3 separate regions of the Homo sapiens genome follow, and all the other regions are linked to region 2. Evidence: chromatin contacts called from ENCODE Hi-C or POLR2A ChIA-PET data. All regions are on one chromosome and are shown on one strand. Each heading gives the region's core, a stretch centred on a gene start or an enhancer-like site at or near the end of the contact. The rest is flanking DNA. Distances are from core to core; before and after follow the strand shown.

The links. A loop is a pair of places that touch in the nucleus more often than their neighbours do. ChIA-PET counts read pairs that join two places held with the same protein, here RNA polymerase II (POLR2A). Pooled maps may share reads with other maps.
Region 1: a loop to region 2 is called in a pooled map, with 3 times the contacts of the local background. The contact joins the enhancer-like site here to the promoter of OASL in region 2. A Hi-C loop is called at or near these places in 5 of 50 pooled maps. POLR2A ChIA-PET finds 5 or more read pairs at or near these places in 2 of 52 experiments (SK-N-SH and activated CD4-positive, alpha-beta T cell).
Region 3: a loop to region 2 is called in a pooled map, with 18 times the contacts of the local background. The contact joins the enhancer-like site here to the promoter of OASL in region 2. A Hi-C loop is called at or near these places in 6 of 50 pooled maps. POLR2A ChIA-PET finds 5 or more read pairs at or near these places in 2 of 52 experiments (Caco-2 and Panc1).

Annotation. Positions count from the first base shown.
Region 1 is chr12:121,784,701-121,787,400 of GRCh38, forward strand. All of the region lies in intron 2 of RHOF (ras homolog family member F, filopodia associated), which reads right to left. Among named protein-coding and RNA genes, the nearest start is that of RHOF, 7.6 kb to the right of the region's middle. RefSeq lists a silencer at 2,654-2,700. Within about 2 kb of position 1,316, at least 23 of the 41 ENCODE cell types and tissues checked have a DNase peak (open chromatin) inside an H3K27ac peak, as active enhancers do.
Region 2 is chr12:121,037,791-121,040,509 of GRCh38, forward strand. OASL (2'-5'-oligoadenylate synthetase like) reads right to left here and starts at 1,456. Exons shown (of 6, transcript NM_003733.4): 1 at 984-1,456. The coding sequence starts at 1,181. RefSeq lists enhancers at 620-1,121, 1,122-1,621, 1,201-1,620.
Region 3 is chr12:121,589,249-121,592,100 of GRCh38, forward strand. All of the region lies in intron 1 of KDM2B-DT (KDM2B divergent transcript), which reads left to right. Among named protein-coding and RNA genes, the nearest start is that of KDM2B, 9.7 kb to the left of the region's middle. RefSeq lists enhancers at 1,710-2,525, 2,526-2,852. Within about 2 kb of position 1,568, at least 28 of the 41 ENCODE cell types and tissues checked have a DNase peak (open chromatin) inside an H3K27ac peak, as active enhancers do.

The DNA.
Region 1 (2,700 bases), core at 66-2,565, 750 kb after region 2:
CAGCTCATGAAATTCCAAGTGGGATGTTCCTTCTGCTGATACACACTAACGTGCTATTTTGTTTTGTATTGTGCAAAAATAGGTTCTGGTCCTTTAAGATGTAACAATGGGGTTCACAGTTCTGGCATAACTTATTCCCTTTTACAAATATGGCCGGAGTGAACAGGTACATTAGTCCCCCTAACCCACAAGGGTGGATTCCAAGACCCCCAGTGGATGTTTGAAACCACAGTCTAGAACTCTAGATACGCTGTTTTTTTCTATATGTACACACCTATAAGACAGCTTAGTTTATGAATTAGGCACAGTAAGAGATTAACAACAAGAATAAAATAAAACAGGGCCAGGCACCGTGGCTCACACCTGTAATCCCAGCACTTTGGGAAGCCAAGGCGGGAGGATCACTTGAACTCAGGAGTTCAAGACCAGCCTGGCTTGTTACCGAGCCAGCTACTGACTGACTCACAGGCAGGTGGTGTCTCCAGCAGGGATACACAGAGGAAGGGGCGAATCATATCCCGGGTGGGATGCAGCAGGACAGCGCACGATCTCATCACGCTGCTCAGAGCAGTGCATGATCTAAAATTTATGAATTATTTCTCGAATTTTCCAGGTAATATTTTCAGACCTCAGGTAACTGAAACTACAGAAAGTGAAACCGTGGATAAGGTTATAAAATGGGGCCCCCTTGGACGTCTTCTCTCATTTCTTTTTTTCTTTACTTTTTTTTTTTTTTTTTTTTTGGAGACAGGGTCTTGCTCTGTTGCCCAGGCTGGAGTGCAGTGGCACGATCTCAGCTCACTGTAAGCTACGCCTCCTGGGTTCAAGTGGTTCTCCTGCCTCAGCCTCTTGAGTAGCTGGGACTACAGGCAGGTGCCACCATGCCTGGCTAATTTTTTTTGTATTTTTATTATTTTATTTTATTTTTGAGACGGAGTCTCACTCTGTCACCCAGGCTGGAGTGCAGTGGTGCGATCTCAGCTCACTGCAACCTCCGCCTCCCGGGTTCAAGCGATTCTCCTGCCTCAGCCTCCTGAGTAGCTGGGACTTGACAGGTGCCCGCCACCACACCAAGCTAATTTTTTGTACTTTTAGTAGAGACGGGGTTTCACTGTGTTAGCCAGGATGGTCTCGATCTCCTGACCTCGTGATCCGCCCACCTCAGCCTCCCAAAGTGCTGGGATTACAGGTGTGAGCCACGTGCCCAGCCTTTTCTTTTCTTTGTTTGTTTTGAGACAGAATCTCACTCTATCGCCCAGGCTGGAATGCAGTGGCGTGATCTCGGCTCACTGCAAACTCCGCCTTCTGGGTTCACGCCATTCTTCTGCTTCAAGCCTCCAGAGTAGCTGGGACTACAGGCGCCCACCACCACGCCCGGCTAATTTTTTTTTTATTTTTTTAAGTAGAGACGGGGTTTCACCGTGTAAGCCAGGATGGTCTCGATCTCCTGACCTTGTGATCCACCCGCCTCGGCCTCCCAAAGTGCTGGGATTACAGGTGTGAGCCACAGCACCTGGCCTTTTTTCTGTATTTTTAGTAGAGACGGCGTTTCACCATGTTGGCCAGGCTAGTCTCAAACTCCTGACCTGAGATGATCCACCTGCCTCGGCCTCCCAAAGTGCTGGGATTACAGGCGTGAGCCACCATGTCAGCCAAGGTTGTTCCACTCTCGTCACACACAGCAGAGACAAGGGTTGAGACTTGCCCACTGGGTTTGGCAACTATGGCATGCAGTGACATCAGGACAGGAGGTGGCGGGGCAGGCATCAGGCTGCAGTGGGTGAGGGAAGAAGTCAGCCCCGGGGCGCTGGAGGCAGTCACACCCTGCCTGCCTTTCCTGGGGCCTCTGCCCTTGCTGTTCACTCCTCCAGAAGGCTCTTTCAACAGGGAGCAGTGTGGCTCCTTCCCTCCTCTCCTTCAGGGCTCTATGGAATGTCGCCTCCTCCCAGAGACCTTTCCTGACTGCTCTGAAACAGCTTCCTTGGCAGTCTGCCCCATGACAGTGGCTTTACTCATGGCTCTCACCCCTACCTGATTTCACAATACTTCTCTGGGGCCGGGCGGGGTGATTCACACCTGTAATCCCAGCACTTTTGGAGGCTGAGGCAGGTGGATCACTTGAGGTCAGGAGTTCGAGACCAATCTGGCCAACATGGTGAAACCCTGTCTCTACTAAAAATACAAAAAACTGGCCGGGTATGGGGCCAGGCACGTGTAGTCCCAGCTACTTGGGAGGCTGAGGCTGGAGAATTGCTTGAACCCAGGAGGCTGAGGTTGCAGTGAGCTGAGATCGTGCCATTTCACTACAGCCTGAGGAACACAGCGAGACTCTGTCTCAAAACAAAAACAAAAATCAAAAACAAAAAAAACAGTAATTCTCTGGGTTTTTTGGTTTGCCTCTCCTGCGGGCAGGAACCACCTCTGTGCTGTTCACTGTTGGGTCCCTGGGAACACAGGCGAGCTCAATACCTGTTTGGTGAAGGAAGGCTCAAAGGAAGGAGTGGTTGAAGAGGGTTAATCGTCATCTCTCTGGCTTTAGGTGCCCTGCAGCCTTGGCAAGGGCATTCCACTTCCTGACCTGTGTTCATTCAAGCAGCCACCCTGGGAGGTGCGCTGGGTGGGGACAGTTCTTCCTGTTAAGAACGCAAGTGGTGGAGGGGGCCTTTGTCAAGGTCAGAGACAAGCACCCTGTGAGCCAGA
Region 2 (2,719 bases), core at 206-2,705:
AAAAATCATTTTATTGGCCGGCCAGACATGGTGGCTCACACCTGTAATCCCAGCACTTTGGGAGGCCAAGGTGGGCATATTCTTGATCCCAGGAGTTCGAGACCAGCATGGGCAACATTGGTGAAACCCTATCTCTACAAAAAATACAAAAATTAGCTGAGCATGGTGGTGCATGCCTGTAATCCCAAGCTATTTAGGAGGCTGAGGATCACCTGAGCTCAGGGAGATTGAGGCTACAGTGAGTGGTGATTGTGCCACTGCACTCCAGCCTGGGTGACAGAGCGAGACCCTGTCTCTAAAAAAAAAAAAAGTCATTTTATTATCAAAAAGTTAAAACACATAGAAAAATAGATGATACAACTAACACTCATATACCCAACTAGTTGATTCAACAAGTCTAAATTCCTGGCTACATGTGCTTAATCTAAGCCACGTTAAAGTAAATTATAGGCACCAAGGAACTTTGTCCCTAAAATACTTCAGTGTTCGTGTCCAAACAAAAGACAACCTTCTGATAACCACAAAACTACTGTTACACCTAACAAAATCAACAATGATTTCCCATATCAGATATATGTACTATCTGATATCTAGGCCAGTTGTCCCCAAACTATATTTTACAGATGGTTCATTCACACTAGGATCCAACCAAGGACCTCGCATTGTATTGGTTCTGAGCCTCCATTTGCTAATCTGTAAACTGGGCAAAGAATAGTACCTATCTCACAGAGTGCAAGAATTAGAGATAGTGTATGTTAAGAGGTTAGTCCAGTGAGCCCCCAAATGTGAGCTATTATTACTAGACTCATTCTACTCAAGGCAGTGGTGCAGTGGGGTGTAGACAGCTAGGTGGGATGGGGTATTCTGAGATGTCATCAGCATGGGCTAGGGATAAGGAGGACAGGGGTCCCCAGCATCCCCAGGGACGTGGACTCTGATACTGGGTTTTGTCTTGCGTGGGGGCTGGAGGAGCCCAGTCTTACCTTGACTACCTTCAGCACCCGCACATCCTGGTCCAGCCCACGCTTCCCCTGGAAATGCTCCTGCCTCAGAAACTCCTCCACGGTCCGCACAGCGTCTAGCACCTCTTCCTTCCACTCCCGGTGGGGCTGCAGCCACTGAGCCACGAAGGAGTCCAGCCTGGAGGCTGGTGTGCTATACAGTTCCTGCATCAGTGCCATCTCTGTCCCGAGAGTACCGCTGCTGGGCAGATATATAGCCAGGCTCCTACCCAGCTCCCTGGCACACACCTCCTTTTTTAAGGTAGCTCCTCCTCAGCTGCCCTCCAGTGCTCTGTGGGAGGAGGGACCCTAGCAGAGAGGAAACCAGGTGTGACGGGCTGACTCCAGGTCCCCCTTCTTGGAGACACCCTTGCTGCAGTAGGGGCACAGGAGGACTCTGGGCTGAGGCTGGAATATCTGGGGCCACCTTAACAGGCTGGCCGTCTAGTCAATCTGTCATCAGTTTCGATTCTCAACTTTTAGAGTTCTCCTTTATGACGTTGGGAAACTGAAGTTGGATAGTGTTTGACCCCAAAGGAGGCAACTTGCCCAGTAGGTTGGGGTTGGATAGTTGTTAGTCAATTCAACTGCTTACATCTGTCTAAGGAAATTGAGGCTTGGGAACGGAAGGGACTCACTAGTGTTCAGGTGGTGGAGTGAGAATCTGGAGCCCAAGAGAACAGACTGGGAATTCTAGTCTACCTGTGCCAGACTCTAACCTCTTTGACCCTCACTATTCATAGAGTGGGTTTTTTTGTTTTTTTGTTTTTTTTTTTTTTTGGCCGGGTCTTGCTCTGTTGCCCAGGCTGGAGTGCAGTGGTGCAATCTCAGCTCACTACAACCTCTGCCTCACGGGTTCAAGCGATTCTCCTGCCTCAGCCTCCCTAGTAGCTGGGACTACAGACATGTGCCACCACGCCCGGCTAATTTTTTTTTTGTATTTTTAGTAGAGACGGGGGTCTCACCATTTTGGTCAGGCTGGTCTCAAACTCCTGACCTCAAATGATCCGCCCACCTCGGCCTCCCACAGTGCTAGGATTACAGCGTGAGCCACCGCGCCCGGCCCATAGAGTGGGTTTAACAGGTATTATGATTCACGCACTGAACCAAGAAGTTCATGCATTGAGCCAAGAAGACAAAATAAGATGAGGTTCCTGTTCCAAGGGGACTCCCAGAACGGTGGAGGAGACACAGAAAAAAGAGACTGCAAAAGTCCAGTGCGATGAGTTAAGTAGGAAAAAAGCATGAAAACATGAAGCCGGCAGATGAGTTTCATTTGGTGTTAGCAGACACCTGCTTGAGAGGAATCTTAAAGACTGGGGATCCGGGCTGGGCATGGTGGCTCATGCTTGTAGTCCCAGCACTTTGGGAGGCCAAGGTGAGAGGATCACTTGAGGCCAGGAGTTCAAGACCAGCCTGGGCAACATAGCTGGACACCTGCAACTTCCCAAACTCTGAATAATATTAAGTGCTCCAGGGCTTAGTCCTGGGTCCTTTTCTCTTCTTGTTCTAGACTTACTCCCTTGGTGATTTCAGCCAGCGTTTAAATGTTTTTACTCTGGCAACTTCCACATTTTAATTTTATTTTTATTTATTTGTTTATTTTTGAGATGGAGTCTCACTGTCTCGCCCAGGCTGGAGTTCAGTGACACAATCTCGGCTCACTGCAACCTCTGCCTCCCAGGTTCAGGCGATTCTTGTGCCTCAGCCTCCCAAGG
Region 3 (2,852 bases), core at 318-2,817, 550 kb after region 2:
CCTGGGAGGCGGAGGTTGCAGTGAGCCGAGATTCTACCACTGTACTCCAGCCTGGGCGACAAGAGTGAAATTTTATCTCAAAAAAAAAAAAAAAAAGAAAAAAAAAAAAAGAACGTGATTGGGGTCTCCAAAGACCTTTTCTTTTTATTCCTCAGTCTTTTGTAGATTGAGTAAAAAGACTAAGGAAGACCAAAATGCATGCATATAGACTGTCAAGCCTTGGCCATTTGGGGAAGACTTCAGTTTCTCTCTAGAATTCTTCATTTTATTTATTTATTTAGAGACGGAGTCTTGCTCTGTCGCCCAGGCTGGAGTGCAATGCCACGATCTCGGCTCACTGCAACCTCCACCTGCCGGGTACAAGCTATTCTCCTGTCTCAGCCTCCTGAGTAGCTGGGATTACAGGTGCCCACCACCATGCCTGGCTCATTTTTGTGTTTTTAGTAGAGGCAGGGTTTCACCATGTTGGCCAGGCTGCTCTCGAACTCCAGACCTCAGGTGGATGCACCCGCCTCGGCCTCCCAAAGTGCTGGGACTACAGGCGTGTGCCACCGCGCCCAGCGAATTCTTCATTTTATAATCTGTCTCTTCCACTGTGAGGGTTGAAAGGAACACTGAATATAACAGGTGAGTTAATTAAGGGGTTAATGCCAGGAAGAGTCACGAAAGTTCAAAGATTCTTTAAAAAACTTGTCTTTTTAGGGCGGGCGCGGTGGCTCACGCCTGTAATCCCATCACTTTGGGAGGCCGAGGCGTGTGGATCACCTGAGGTCAGAAGTTTGAGACCAGCCTGGCCAACATGGTGAAACCCCCCCTCTACTAAAAATACAAAAATTAACCGGGCGTGGTGGCGCGTGCCTGTAATCACAGCTACTAGCGGGGCTGAGGCAGGAAGATCGCTTGTACCCGAGAGGCGGAGGTTGTGGTGAGCCGAGATCGCGCCACTGCACTCCAGCCTGGGCAACAGAGCGAGACTCTGTCTCAAAAAAACAAAAAAGAAAAAAAAGAAAAAAAAAAAAAAAAATTGCCTCTTTGGATTGATGGACAAGTACTTTAACCAATGGAAATAAAAATCTAAGCATTACTTCATCATACTCAATTGTGATTGGTTGACGATCCCCGAGGGAGGGCTCAGAGGGCTGGCAATTAACCCTTTCAGGGAAAATCAGGCCTTTTGCATTTATTTTATTTTAAAGTTGAAGTAGTAACAGATGAAAAGCCTACAAAAGTCCCCGGACTTTCAAATACCACATTTCAGTCTTAGCCCAGAAAGCAGGATTTCGCCCCACAAAGGAATAGTCAAGGACAAATTTCCTGGAGAAAAGTTTTGAACTTTTAGAACGGGGAATCCGCTGACCTCGCTGAGTAAGTGAGAAGGTTGATTCACTTTTTGTGCTGTTGGAACAGGGACCAGTGTTGGAGATGATTCCATTAATCTTGCGAAGTGATCAGTCACTGGGAGGATTGAATTGCATTTCCTGCCTAAAGATAGAGACAGATGACCTTTGCTGCAGCCCTCAGACCCCCAGTTCACAGCTGGGGAGAGGATGTGTCAGCGTTTACTTTCAGGTCTCACCCTGCCCTTTGTTCAAAATTCAGACTCTTTTGTGTTTAGGCTGCTGCTGGGGTTTTTGTAGTTGTTGATGCTGCTTTTTTTTTTTTTTTTTTTTTTTTTTTTATATAACCGCCCACATCCTGCAACTTCTGAGAAACAAACTCTCTATTTGGTAGAAGATAAAATCTGGAGGTGCCTCGGAGAGGGAACCAGAATAGACAGGGAATTCCGACAGGCCATTGGGCCTTTAGGCTTTAATTACTGCCCTCACCCCTTCCTGGACTCCCTAAATGCTGCAGGCTGAACTGGATGGAGCCAAAAGTCCAGCAAAATGAATAACAATGCTTCGTGTTTATATGGCTCTACTACAAGAAAGCTTTTACACACATTACCTCATGGAAGAGGCACTGCTAAAGCAGAAGTATTTACATAAATGAACATTCGCAGTTCCTAAATGTAGTCAGCTGCATGACCTAGGACAAAGTGTCCAAACTTAAGTCTCAGTTTTCTCATCTGTAAAATGGGGTCACATGAAAGTTACCAGAGGAGGCCGGGCGCAGTGGCTCACGCCTGTAATCCCAGCACTTTGGGAGGCTGAGGTGGGCGGATCACAAGGTCAGGAGATGGAGACCATCCTGGCGAACACGGTGAAACCCCATCTCTACAAAAAATTAGCAGGGCGTGGTGGCTGGCACCTGTAGTCCCAGCTACTCAGGAGGCTGAGGCAGGAGAATGGCGTGAACCCAGGAGGCGGAGCTTGCAGTGAGCCGAGATCTCGCCACTGCACTCCAGCCTGGGTGACAGAGCGAGACTCCATCTCAAAAAAAAAAAAGTTACCAGAGGGTCAAGGCGCGATGGCTCACACCTGTAATCCCAGCACTTTGGGAGGCCGAGGCAGGCAGATCCCCTGAAGTCAGGAGTTTGAGACCAACTTGGCCAACATGGGGAAGCCCCATCTCTACTAAAAACATAAAACTTAGCTGGGCATGGTGGCTCATGCCTGCAATCTCAGCTACTTGGGAGGCTGAGGCAAGAGAAATGCTTGAACCTGGGAGGCGGAGGTTGCAGAGCCTAGATCGTGCTACTGCACTCCAGCCTGGGTGACAGCAAGACTACGTCTCAAAAAAAGAAAGAAAGAAAGAAAGAAAGAAAAAGAAAAATAGGCCGGGCGAGGTGTCTCATGTCTGTAATTCCAGCACTTTGGGAGGCCAAGGCAGGCAGATCACCTGAGGTCGGGAGTTCGAGACAAGCCTGACTAACATGGAGAAACCCCGTCTCTACTGAAAATACAAAATTA